2 separate regions of the Homo sapiens genome follow, and region 2 is linked to region 1. Evidence: read pairs that join two places in POLR2A ChIA-PET (ENCODE). Cell type or tissue: OCI-LY7. All regions are shown on one strand. Each heading gives the region's core, and the rest is flanking DNA. Links, peaks and the distances in the headings are about the cores only.

What was found. Peaks named below come from ENCODE experiments on the same cell type or tissue, not always from the same donor. Only the 100,000 strongest peaks of a DNase experiment are listed, where the experiment ranks them.
Region 2: POLR2A ChIA-PET joins it to region 1 with 7 read pairs; 10 of 35 experiments call an interaction of 5 or more read pairs at or near these places.

What each region holds. Positions count from the first base shown.
Region 1 is chr1:226,198,033-226,203,410 of GRCh38, reverse strand. No RefSeq gene overlaps it. Among named protein-coding and RNA genes, the nearest start is that of ACBD3, 14 kb to the right of the region's middle. In OCI-LY7, for the core only: CTCF peaks have their summits at 833, 1,993 and 2,197 (motif pointing left); DNase peaks (open chromatin) are centred at 440 and 2,160; H3K4me3 peaks cover 581 bases; H3K27ac peaks cover 1,538 bases.
Region 2 is chr1:226,296,741-226,302,118 of GRCh38, reverse strand. LIN9 (lin-9 DREAM MuvB core complex component) reads left to right here. Exons shown (of 15, transcript NM_001366245.2): 2 at 914-946; 3 at 4,306-4,400. Among named protein-coding and RNA genes, the nearest start is that of LIN9, 9.7 kb to the left of the region's middle. In OCI-LY7, for the core only: no CTCF peak of the experiment used is centred there; no DNase peak of the experiment used is centred there.

The DNA.
Region 1 (5,378 bases), core at 234-5,233:
ACATTCACAGTTTTGTTATTAGTCACTTTCCCTGTATGTCTCCTTTATATTACAATTAGGACATTTACAAATTCATTGGGTACATATGTTGTTTTATTTATGAATTTCTTTCACATGGTAAAAGGGATATTAAAAACTGTCTGTTTAACAAAGAGGCTTTGGGTCTGATAGGGCTGAGATCCATGGTGCTCAGGCCTCAGGGTACATTAGAACAGAGACCACCCCAATCATCCTGCGCCAGGAATATATGGTAGGTGCTCAATTAATGTTTGTTAAATGAATAACTTCACTAGGAAAATCTTTCCAAGAAATTAGCAGCAGCTCTTTGTTCTGTCCTTTGCAGTAAGTGACCAGTACATACTTCTTTTTTTTTTTTTTTTTAAGACAGAGTCTCTCTCTGTCACCCAAGCTGAAGTGCAGTTGTGCGATCATGGTTCACTGCAGCCTCAACTTCCTGGACTCAAGCGATCCTCCCACCTCAGGCTCCTGAGTAGCTGAGACTACAGGCGCATGCCACCACGCGCAGCTCATTTTTTGTATTTTTTGTAGAGATGGGGTTTCACCATATTGCCCAGGTTGGTCTCAAATTCCTGGGCTCAAGTGATCCGCCCACCTCAGCCTCCCAAAGTGCTAGGATTACAGGTGTGAGCCATTGTGCCCAGCTACATAATTTTGCAATGAATGTGTCAGATGGTTGAGCTTTTGGCAGAAGAGGAAAGCTGCAAAAGGTGAGTTTAAGATAACCTTGTCACCTAACCTGCCCTTCAGGGACTGTAGGAACACTAGAGGGGAAGATGCAGTAAATTTAATTCAGGAAATATTCTCTGAAGGGAAATAAAGCTAAAAAGAAATGCTTCTGACCTTTATATTAGATTTATTCACCCATTGAACAAATGTTTGCTCAATATTTATTATGTGTCAGGCACTAGGAGGCATAGCAGCTATGGTAGCAACAGGTGCTGTAGCTCAAAAAAATCCTACAATAGGCTTTGAGGAAAAGATTATTTTTAAAAAATACAAGTATGGGCCAGGTGCGGTGGCCCAGGCCTGTAATCTCAGCACATTGGAAGGCTGAGGCAGGTGGATAAACTGAGGCGGGTGGATAAACTGAGGTGGGTGGATAACCTGAGGTCAGGAGTTCGAGGCCAGCTTGGCCAACATGGTAAAACCCCCGTCTCTACTGAAAATACAATAATTAGCTGGGCGTGGTGGTGGGCACCTACAGTCCCAGCTACCTGGGAGGCTGAGGCAGGAGAATTGCTTGAACCCAAGAGGCGGAGATTGCAGTGAGCCAAGATCGCGCCATTGCACTCCAGCCAGGGCAACAGAGCAAGACTCCGTCTAAAAAAAAAAAAAAATACAAGTATGTACACAATAGAAAGATTTTTGAAATAAGCCATAATCTTCCTTCCCAGTTAATTCTCAGTGGCATTTAAAAAATAATGCATGTGGAAGACTGGAAAATTCAAACAGTACAGAAAGTAGGAAATGAAAGGTTAAATCTCACCCATATATATCCCATATATTTTTATTTTTTAATCTACATACATATTTCAATCCAAAAGAACCCTACTATATGGCTGGGCATGGTGTCTCATGTCTGTAATCTTAGCACTTTGGGAGGCTGAGTGGGGAGGATCTCTCAAGCCCAGGAGTTGGAGATCAACCTGAGCAACATAGTGAGACCTTGTCTCTACTAAAAATTTAAAAATTAGCCAGGCATGGTGGCGCACATCTATGGTCCCAGCTACTCCAAAGGCTGAAGGAGAAGGATTGCTTGAGGCTGGGAGGTCAAGGCTGCAGTGAGCTGTGATTGCACCACTGCATACCAGCCTGGGTGACAGACAGAGAGAGAGCCTGTCTCAAAAAAAAAAAAAGAAAGAAAAAAGAACCATACTATAAACACGGTTCTGCACCTTGCTTTTGTAACATAGTAATATATTTTTGAGATCTTTCCATTTTAGGGCATGCTTGTTAACAACTACTAGAACTCCACTGAATGGATGTACCATAATGTATGTCACTTGTCCCTTATTGATGGGCACTCGACACTGTCTCTATCCTGTGCACACTTTTGAGAGCTCTCTGCACCCCTCGCCATGAGACTGGATTTAAATCTTGCTTTCCCCTGGCCAGCCCCAAGCAAAGAGATGGGAGGAGGGCTTTGTTTCTCAAACAGCAACCTCTGCTGGGCCAGGCCAGGAAAGCACCCCACTAGGAAACAATCGTATTAACAGAACCTGTGTTAATAGAAGCTTTCTGGTGGCAGAATTCTATCTAAATTTTTCTCTTTATATTATTCTGTTAACAAAATTTTCTACAACAAACGTGTACTTTTACAGTAAAAAAGAAAAACACCTAGATTTTATCTTGAATAGTTTTCTGGCAGCTGGGAATGCCTTTTCCTTCTTGTGTAGTGTTCCCTTGAGTGGTTTACCTACAGCAGCCTGGATGTGGAGTAGGAGCTGGGATTTCTGCCTGTGTTCTGGCATCTGGTGACAGGATCTTTCTTATCCCCTTGTTGACTCAGGACTCTGGGAGGGTTTTATAAAAATAGCAATAATTAAATAGCTGACACTTATGGAGAATTAACTGTGCCAGTCACTATTCTAAGTGTGGTTATATGTGTTAACATACACAACATCCTGATTAGGTACTATTACTATTGTTCCATTTTGCAGACGTAGCAACTGAGGCATGGGGTGGTTATGCAACATGCCCAAGATCACACAGCTAGGATAGTGTATAACTGGCTCCAAAATTGTGCAAACCAGCTCTAGAGTCTACTCTGCTTAGCACTGCCCTCTCTCACCTCTCTGTTGAGTAATGTTCTGTTATTATAGATCTCCCTGACCCTTTGTTTCCTCACCTATAAACATCTACTTCAAGAAAAATTTGAGAAATAATACCAAATAGATAAAGCGTGTAGGGCATAGTATATGTGAAATACATTAACTAACTTTGGGAGGTCAAGATGGGAGGATCGCTTGAGCCCAGAAGTTGGAGACCAGTCTGGGCATCATAGGGAGACCCCACCACTACAAAAAGTTTAAAATTTTTCTGAGTATGGTGGCACATGCCTGTAGTCCCAGCTTCTTGGGAAGCTGAGGCAGGAAGATGGCTTGAACCCAGGAGATGGGGGCTGCAGTAAGCCATGATAGTGCCACTGCACTCCAGCCTGAACAATAAAACAAGACCCTGTCCGAGGAGAAGGAGAAGAATGAGAAGAAGGAGGAGAAGAAGGAGAGAAGGAGAAGAAGGAGAAGGAGGAGGAGGAGGAAGAAGAAGAGGAAGAAGAGTAGGAGGAGGAAAGAAAAGAAAAGAGGAAATAAAAAGAGGAAGGTGAAGAGGAAGCAGGAGAAGGAGAAAGAGGAAGAGGAGAAGAAAGAAGAAAGAAGAAGAAAAAAGAAAAAAAGAAAAAATTAACTAACCGTTATTAATATCCTGGGAGATCCCACTGAGGGGGATGGGGGTTTGGGAGGTAAGCTGTATACGGACCTTGATCTTCCAAGGATATACCCTTGAGGAATGCTCTTGATCAGATCTGTGGAGGGAAAATGATGGATTTCACCCCACATGTGAGCAAGATGCATGAGGCAAAAACCAGCCAGGGCTGGAGGCACTGCTAGAACTTCAGGATGGGATTTGGACACACATCAGGTTCTAGAGGAATGAAATCATGTCTATGCAAAGATTTGTATCTAAATGTTCATAGCAGTTTAATTTGTATTAGCCCAGAATTTGAAGAAATCCAAAAGTCTATCTACAGGTAAATAGATAACATGCACCCTATGCACGTTGCTTAACCTCTGTAATTTATTTATTTATTTATTTATTTATTTATTTATTTATTTATCTATCTATCTATCTATTTTGAGACAGAGTCTCGCTCTGTCTCCCAGGCTGGAGTGCAGTGGCACGATCTCTGCTCACTGCAAGCTCCGCCTCCCGGGTTCCAGCCATTCTCCTGCCTCAGCCTCCCGAGTAGCTGGAACTACAGGCGCCTGCCACCGCGCCCGGCTAATTTATTATTATTTTTTTTTGTATTTTTTAGTAGAGATGGGATTTCATTGTGTTAGCCAGGATGGTCTCGATCTCCTGACCTCGTGATCCGCCTGCCTCGGCCTCCCAAAGTGCTGGGATTACAGGTGTGAGCCACCGCCCCCAGCCACCTCTGTAATTTAGTTTCCTTTTTTTTTTTTTGGTACAGACAAGGTTTCACTATGTTGCCCAAGCTGGTCTCGAACTCTTGGCCTCAAGCCATCATCCATCTCAGAACCCCAAGTGCTGAGATTACAGGTGTGAGCCACCATGCCTGGATAGTTTCCTAATTTTTCTTTTATGTTTTAATTGAACTGAACCTGGAATTTCCTTATTTTTAAATGGGGACAAGCTGGGTACGGTGGCTCATGCTTGTAATCCCAACACTTTGGGAAGCTGAGGCAGGCAGATCACCAGAGGTCAGGAGTTCGAGACCAGCCTGGCCAACACAGTGAAACCTCATCTCTACTAAAAAAAATACAAAAATTAGCCGGGCGTGGTGGCAGACACCTGTAATTCCAGCTACTTGGGAGGTTGAGGCAGGAGAATCGCTTGAACCTGGGAGGTGGAGATTGCAGTGAGCCGAGACTACGCCACTGCACTCCAGGCTGGGCAACAGAGCAAGACTCCATCTCAAAATAAATGAATAAATAGGGACAATGATTCTTCAACAGCTATTGCAAGCTAACATGAGACAATGTATATAAAGAGTTTAGCCTAGCTCCTGGCATTTTTGAGGCGTTTGGTAGCTATTACTGGCACTCTTTAATGGTCAGTTCTAATAGTTAGAAAGCTATTGAGATGATATTGGTCCCCTATAACTTCCTGGTATTGCCATGCCAGGAATTCTGCATACAGTTTCAGTTGTTCCGCAAACTTTTTTTTTTTTTTTGAGATGGAGTCTTGCTCTGTTGTCCAGGCTGGAGTGCAGTGGCATGATCTCAGCCCACTGCAACCTCCACTTCCTGAGTTGAAGTGATTCTCCTGCCTCAGCCTCCCTAGTAGCTGGGATTGCAGGCGCATGCCATCATGCCCAGCTAATTTTTGTAATTTTTTTAGTAGAGATGAGGTTTTGCCATGTTGGCCACGGTGGTCTTGAACTCCTGACCTTAAATGATCCACCTGCCTCGGCCTCCTGAAGTGCTGGGATTACAGGTGTGAGCCCCCGTGCCCAGCCGGTTCAACAAACACTGATTGGGCATCTCCTGTGTGCCAGGAACTGGGCCAGGTTTGTGAGCACAACTGAATATAAAAGAAGACCAGCTTCTGTTTACATGAGAGTCACTGGGATAACGATAGTCATCATGGATTCCTTGACATATCTCATTCTTAGGTTC
Region 2 (5,378 bases), core at 210-5,209, 99 kb before region 1:
TGCATGTATGAGGAGCTTCCTTGTTATTCTAATGTCTTTTTTATTTTTTTGAGGCAGAGTCGTACTCTGTCTGTCAGGCTGAAGTGCAGTGGCACGGTCACAGCTCACTGCCGCCTCAACCTCCCAGGCTCCAGCAGGCCTCTCACATCAGCCCCCTGAGTAGCTGACACTTTAGGCACGTGCCCCCATACCCAGTGAATTAAAAACATTTTTTTAGAGACAGGATCTCCTTATGTTGCCCAGGCTGGTCTCAGACTCCTGGCCTCAAGCTAGCCTTCCCACCTTGGCCTTCCAAAGCACTGGGATTACAGGTGTCAGCCATCATACCTGGCCTCTAATGTACACTGGAGTTTGTTTTATCCAGTGGACCCCTCCAACTTTATTCTAGCCCCTCTTGGCCATTCTGTATTCCCTTTTCCAGCTTAGATCTTGAAGTATCACATATACCTGCATTCTAGACTTTCAAGGGACTTATTGCTTGCTCTGACAGTCCCTGAATCATTTCCATTGCCTGTTTTTTTCCACTCCATTACTACATCAGTCTTTGCCTCAATGGATGTCGGTTCCCTTTCTCTTTTCTTCCAGCACCACAGCACGCCTGGATGAGGATCCAAAATTACCTCTGTCCCCACTCTTCCTCTTTCTTCTGTTTCTTCACTTTCTTCTCCTGGAATGGTCTCCAGTTCTCACAACTTCAGCAAGACTCTCATATGTCTCTCTCCAGTTCTTTCTTTATCTGAGTTCTGGTTTATAGTTTGAATTGTCTGCCAGATATTTCGAATTGCACATTCCACCATCTCTTCAAACTCAACATTACTAAAACTAAATGGATCACTTTTACCCCCAAACCAAGGTCTTTTTCTCTCACTTTGGTTATGAAATAATTATTGATTTGTTTTATTTTTAATTGCAGGCTCTTCAGCAAAAGCCCTTGTCAGTTTAAAAGGTAAGAAGTATAGCATTTTTAGGTATACCATAGCTAAAAGTCTAATTTGTTAAATTAATCTGGATATAGTGTTTCCATTTTCCTTCTAAGTTATGATTCATTGTAGCTTTTCAGTATTGGTTTTCACTGATAACCTTAAATTAATATGCTTTTATAGGAGAATTGATCCTCAGTTGTTAGAAATTATTTTTAAAAATTTCTAAAATTATTGATTAAAAACCTTTCTAATTAAACATTCCATAAATATTTAGATTAAAAGCATTTGTTAAACGACTGTGCTGACCTATATGTTAGCATAATTGTTTGTTTGTTTGTTTTTGAGACAGTCTCTCTCTGTTGCCCAGGCTGGAGTACAACGGTGCAATCTTGGCTCACTGCAACCTCTGCGTCCCAGGCTCAAGCGATTCTCCTGCCTCAGCCCCCTGAGTAGCTGGGATTACAGGCATGTGCCACCATGCCTGGCTAATTTTTGTAATTTCAGTAGAGACGGGATTTCACCATGTTGGCCAGGCTGGCCTCAAACTCCTGGCCTCAAGTGATCTGCCCACCTTGGCCTCCCAAAGTGCTGGGATTACAGGCGTGAGCCACTGTGCCCAGCAGATTTTTTGTTTATTTATTTTTTGAGACAGGGTCTCGCTTTGTCACACAGGCTAGAGTGTGGTGATGTGATTACAGTTCACTGTAGCCTCGACCTCCTGGGCTCAAGTGATCCTCTTGCCTCAGCTTCCCATGTAGCTGGGACCACAGGCACATGCTACCATGCCCAGCTAATTTCTTTATTTTTTGTAGAGAGGAGGCCTCACTTTGTTGCCCAGGCTGGTCTCGAACTCCTGGGCTCAAGGGATCCTGCTGCCTCAGCTTTGCAAAGTGCTGAGATTACAGGCATGAGCCACCACACCTGGCCCGTAATAGCTTATTTTTAAGAGTCTTGCTTTCACTGGGCACGGTGGCTCACGCCTGTAATCCCGGCACTTTGGGAGGCTGAGGCAGGCGGACCACTTGAGCTCAGGAGTTCGTGATTAGCCTGGCTAACAAGGTGAAACCCCATCTCTACTAAAAATACAAAATTATCCGGGAGTGGTGGCAGGTGCCTATAATCCCAGCTACTTGAGAGGCTGAGGCAGGAGAATTGTTTGAACCTGGGAGGCAGAGATTGCCGTAAGCCAAGATCGCGCCACCACACTCCAGTCTGGGAGTCTGGGTGACAGAGTAAGACTCTGTCTCAAATTCCAAAAAAAAAAAAAAAGAATCTTGCTTTCTAAGTAATAATGTCTTGAAATAAAAATAAAAGAATAATAGTACTTTTCTCATTCTAAGAAAAAGTTTGACATGTTCCTTGGTCTCACTATTTCTTTTGGCAGGTACATTAGACTAACCTTTTTAACATAGTTTCTTTAAAATTTTACCTCTTGATTAAGATTCTGGTAGGTCAATAAATTTGGAACCAAGCTAAATATTCTCAAAGTACTTTTAGTCTTTAAAGCTACTATATTGTGCTTTGGATTGGTGATTTACCAAATTAAATCCTTCTAGCTTGAGAAGACAATTTGTCTTCCAGAACACCCCAGTTTGTTTGTCTTTTGTGATTCTTAAAAATTATTCCATTATTCTTTTTCTCCCAATATTAAACTCATTTCTCTCCCCCCTGCCTTTTTTTTTTTTTTTTTTGAGACTGAGTCTCGGTTTGTCGCCCAGGCTGGAGTGCAGTGGCACAATATCTTGGCTCACTGCAACCTCTGCCTCCTGGGTCAAGTGATTCTTGTGCCTCAGCCTCCTGAGTAGCTGGGACTGCAGGCATGCATCACCACACCTGGCTAATTTTTGTATTTTTAATAGAGATGGGTTTTCATCATGTTGGCCAGGCTGGTCTTGAACTCCTGACCTCAGGTGATCCTCCCACTTTGGCCTCCCAATGTGCTGGGATTACAGATGTGAGCCACTGCACCCGGCACTCATTCATCTTGATAAATCATTTATATAAGTAACGTACATTTCTTATGGAAAAAATGAGAAAATGCTGATGAGCCACTAGAAGAAAATAAAAATAACCAGCTTGTATATTCATCCCAGTTTTCTATGCCTCTATATAAACATCTTTTTTACAAAAATTAAACTTACCCCTCTTTATTTTCACAATATGTCTAATCATTATAATATGTGTAAATCATAATATGTCTATTCGATAGAATTCTTTTCTGCTTGTGTACAACTCTGAAGACATTTCTCTGAATTAAGGAAAACAGAAATAACCACGCTGATTTACTTTTTCTTTTTTTGTGAGGGGACAGAGACTTGCCATGTTGCCCAGACTGAAGTGCAGTGGTGCTATCTCGGCTTGCTTCGACCCTGGCTCGCTTTGACCCTGGCTTGCTTCGACCTTCGCCTCCCAGGTTCCAGCAATTCTCTGCCTCAGCCTCCTGAATAGCTGGGACTACAGGTGCGTGCCACCATGCCCAGCTAATTTTTGTATTTTTTGTAGAGGTGGCGTTTCACCATGTTGGGCAGGTTGGTCTCGAACTCATGGCCTCAAATGATCCACCCACCTCGGCCTCCCAAAGTCCTGGAATTATAGGCATGAGCCATTGCACCTGGCCTAATTTCCTTTTTATATATCAAGTGATTCACATATTAAAGCAGAAAACATTTAGAAATGTGCTCTAAATACAGGCTGGCCTGGTGGCTCATGCCTGTAATCTCAACACTTTGAGACACTGAGGCGGGTAGATCACCTGAAGTCAGGAGTTTGAGACCAGCCTGGCCAACATGGAGAAACCCTGTCTCTACTAAAAATACAAAAATTAGCTAGGCGTGGTGGCACACACCTGTAATCCCACTACTGGGGAGGCTGAGGCAGGAGAACCACTTTAACCTGGGAGGCAGAGGTTGCAGTGAGCCAAGATTGTGCCACTGCACTCCAGCCTGGGCGATGGAGCAAGTACTCTGTCTCACACACAAAGAAAAAGTAAAAAAGAAATGTGCTCTAAATTCAAGGTTAGAAAAGGCTTTTTCCATTTTTGATTCCCCTGCTTTCAGAATTGTACCAAAAGTTATGAGATAGTTCTTGGCAAGTTGGAATGGAGAAATTATTAAAAATCCAAAAACAAAGAAAAAGAAGCACATGTTTCAGTATGGACATTTAATACTTTCAAGATGCATTGCTTTATCAAATTATTTAGAGAGTTTGACAGAAAAATACGGAAGAGCTTTTTCATTTATAATAATCTAAAATTATTATAGTCAGTATATTTTTTCCATATTAAATATTTTAGATATATGGCTGTTATGAAAAAAACAGTATTCATGGTATGAAATCCTTTGAACTAAGCCAAAATTCCATTAGTATTAACTATTTATTACAGAAGGAAGCTTATCTAACACGTGGAATGAAAAGTACAGTTCTTTACAGAAAACACCTGTTTGGAAAGGCAGGAATACAAGCTCTGCTGTGGAAATGGTAAGGAGTGAGTTTTTCTTACATTTTAGAATAATTCTAGCTAAGTTGTCTGTATTATTGTCATGTGTAAATTCTTGCAGCACAGTAAAAAATTTACAAGTTTTTTTCCCAACCTCAAGTGTCATTAAGCACTGTTTGATCTTATTTAGGTAAATTAATCTGTACCCAGTGATAATCTGGTCATCAGTAAGCATTTGTTCAGTAATTGTGTAATAGTTTCTTTAAATAGGAAAAACAAAAACTACAACTTATACTTTTATTAGATACGCAAAAAATTTTACATGGCTTTGGTACCTGCAAAAATATATATATGTGGTAAGGTATTAAAATCTTGTATAGACAAAAAGAAAAAAAAAGAAATCATTGTGTAGCTCAAAGGTAAGTGCATTTAGAGGTGGGAAGTAGAGATGAGCATATAATTGACATGACTAACAGTTTTAGGAACTCTCTTTCTCTCCTGCCCTGCCAGGTAGCCAGGAGGTTTTAAGGGTCTGTCATGAAACAGTCCTGGAGTTGGGATAGACAGCAGCAGTCACAGTAGCCTGGGCAGCTGACCACAGTGAATGTGAGGGGCTTTCCTCACTGTGTCAATTCCATCATCTTCATTCCCTTCCTCTTCTCTGCTTGTGGTCAGGGAAGGGGGGCAGTGTAGAATGGAATTCCTGTCAGGGCTATAGAGTATCAAGACTCTGAGTGGGTTTAATTTCTTTTTGTTTTTCTTTTTTTGAGACGAGGTCTCGCTCTGTCGCCCAGGCTGGTCAGGAACTCCCAGGCTCAAGCGATCCTGCCCGCTCAGCCTCCCTAGTAGCTGGGACTACAGGTGTGTGCCACCACGCCCAGCTAATAAAAAATTTTTTTTTTGTAGAGATGGGGTCTCCTTGTGTTGCCCAGGCTGGTTTCCAGCTCCTGGGCTCAAGTGATCCTCCTGCCTCGGCCTTCCAAAGTGCTGGGATTATAGGCATGAGCCACTGTGCCCAG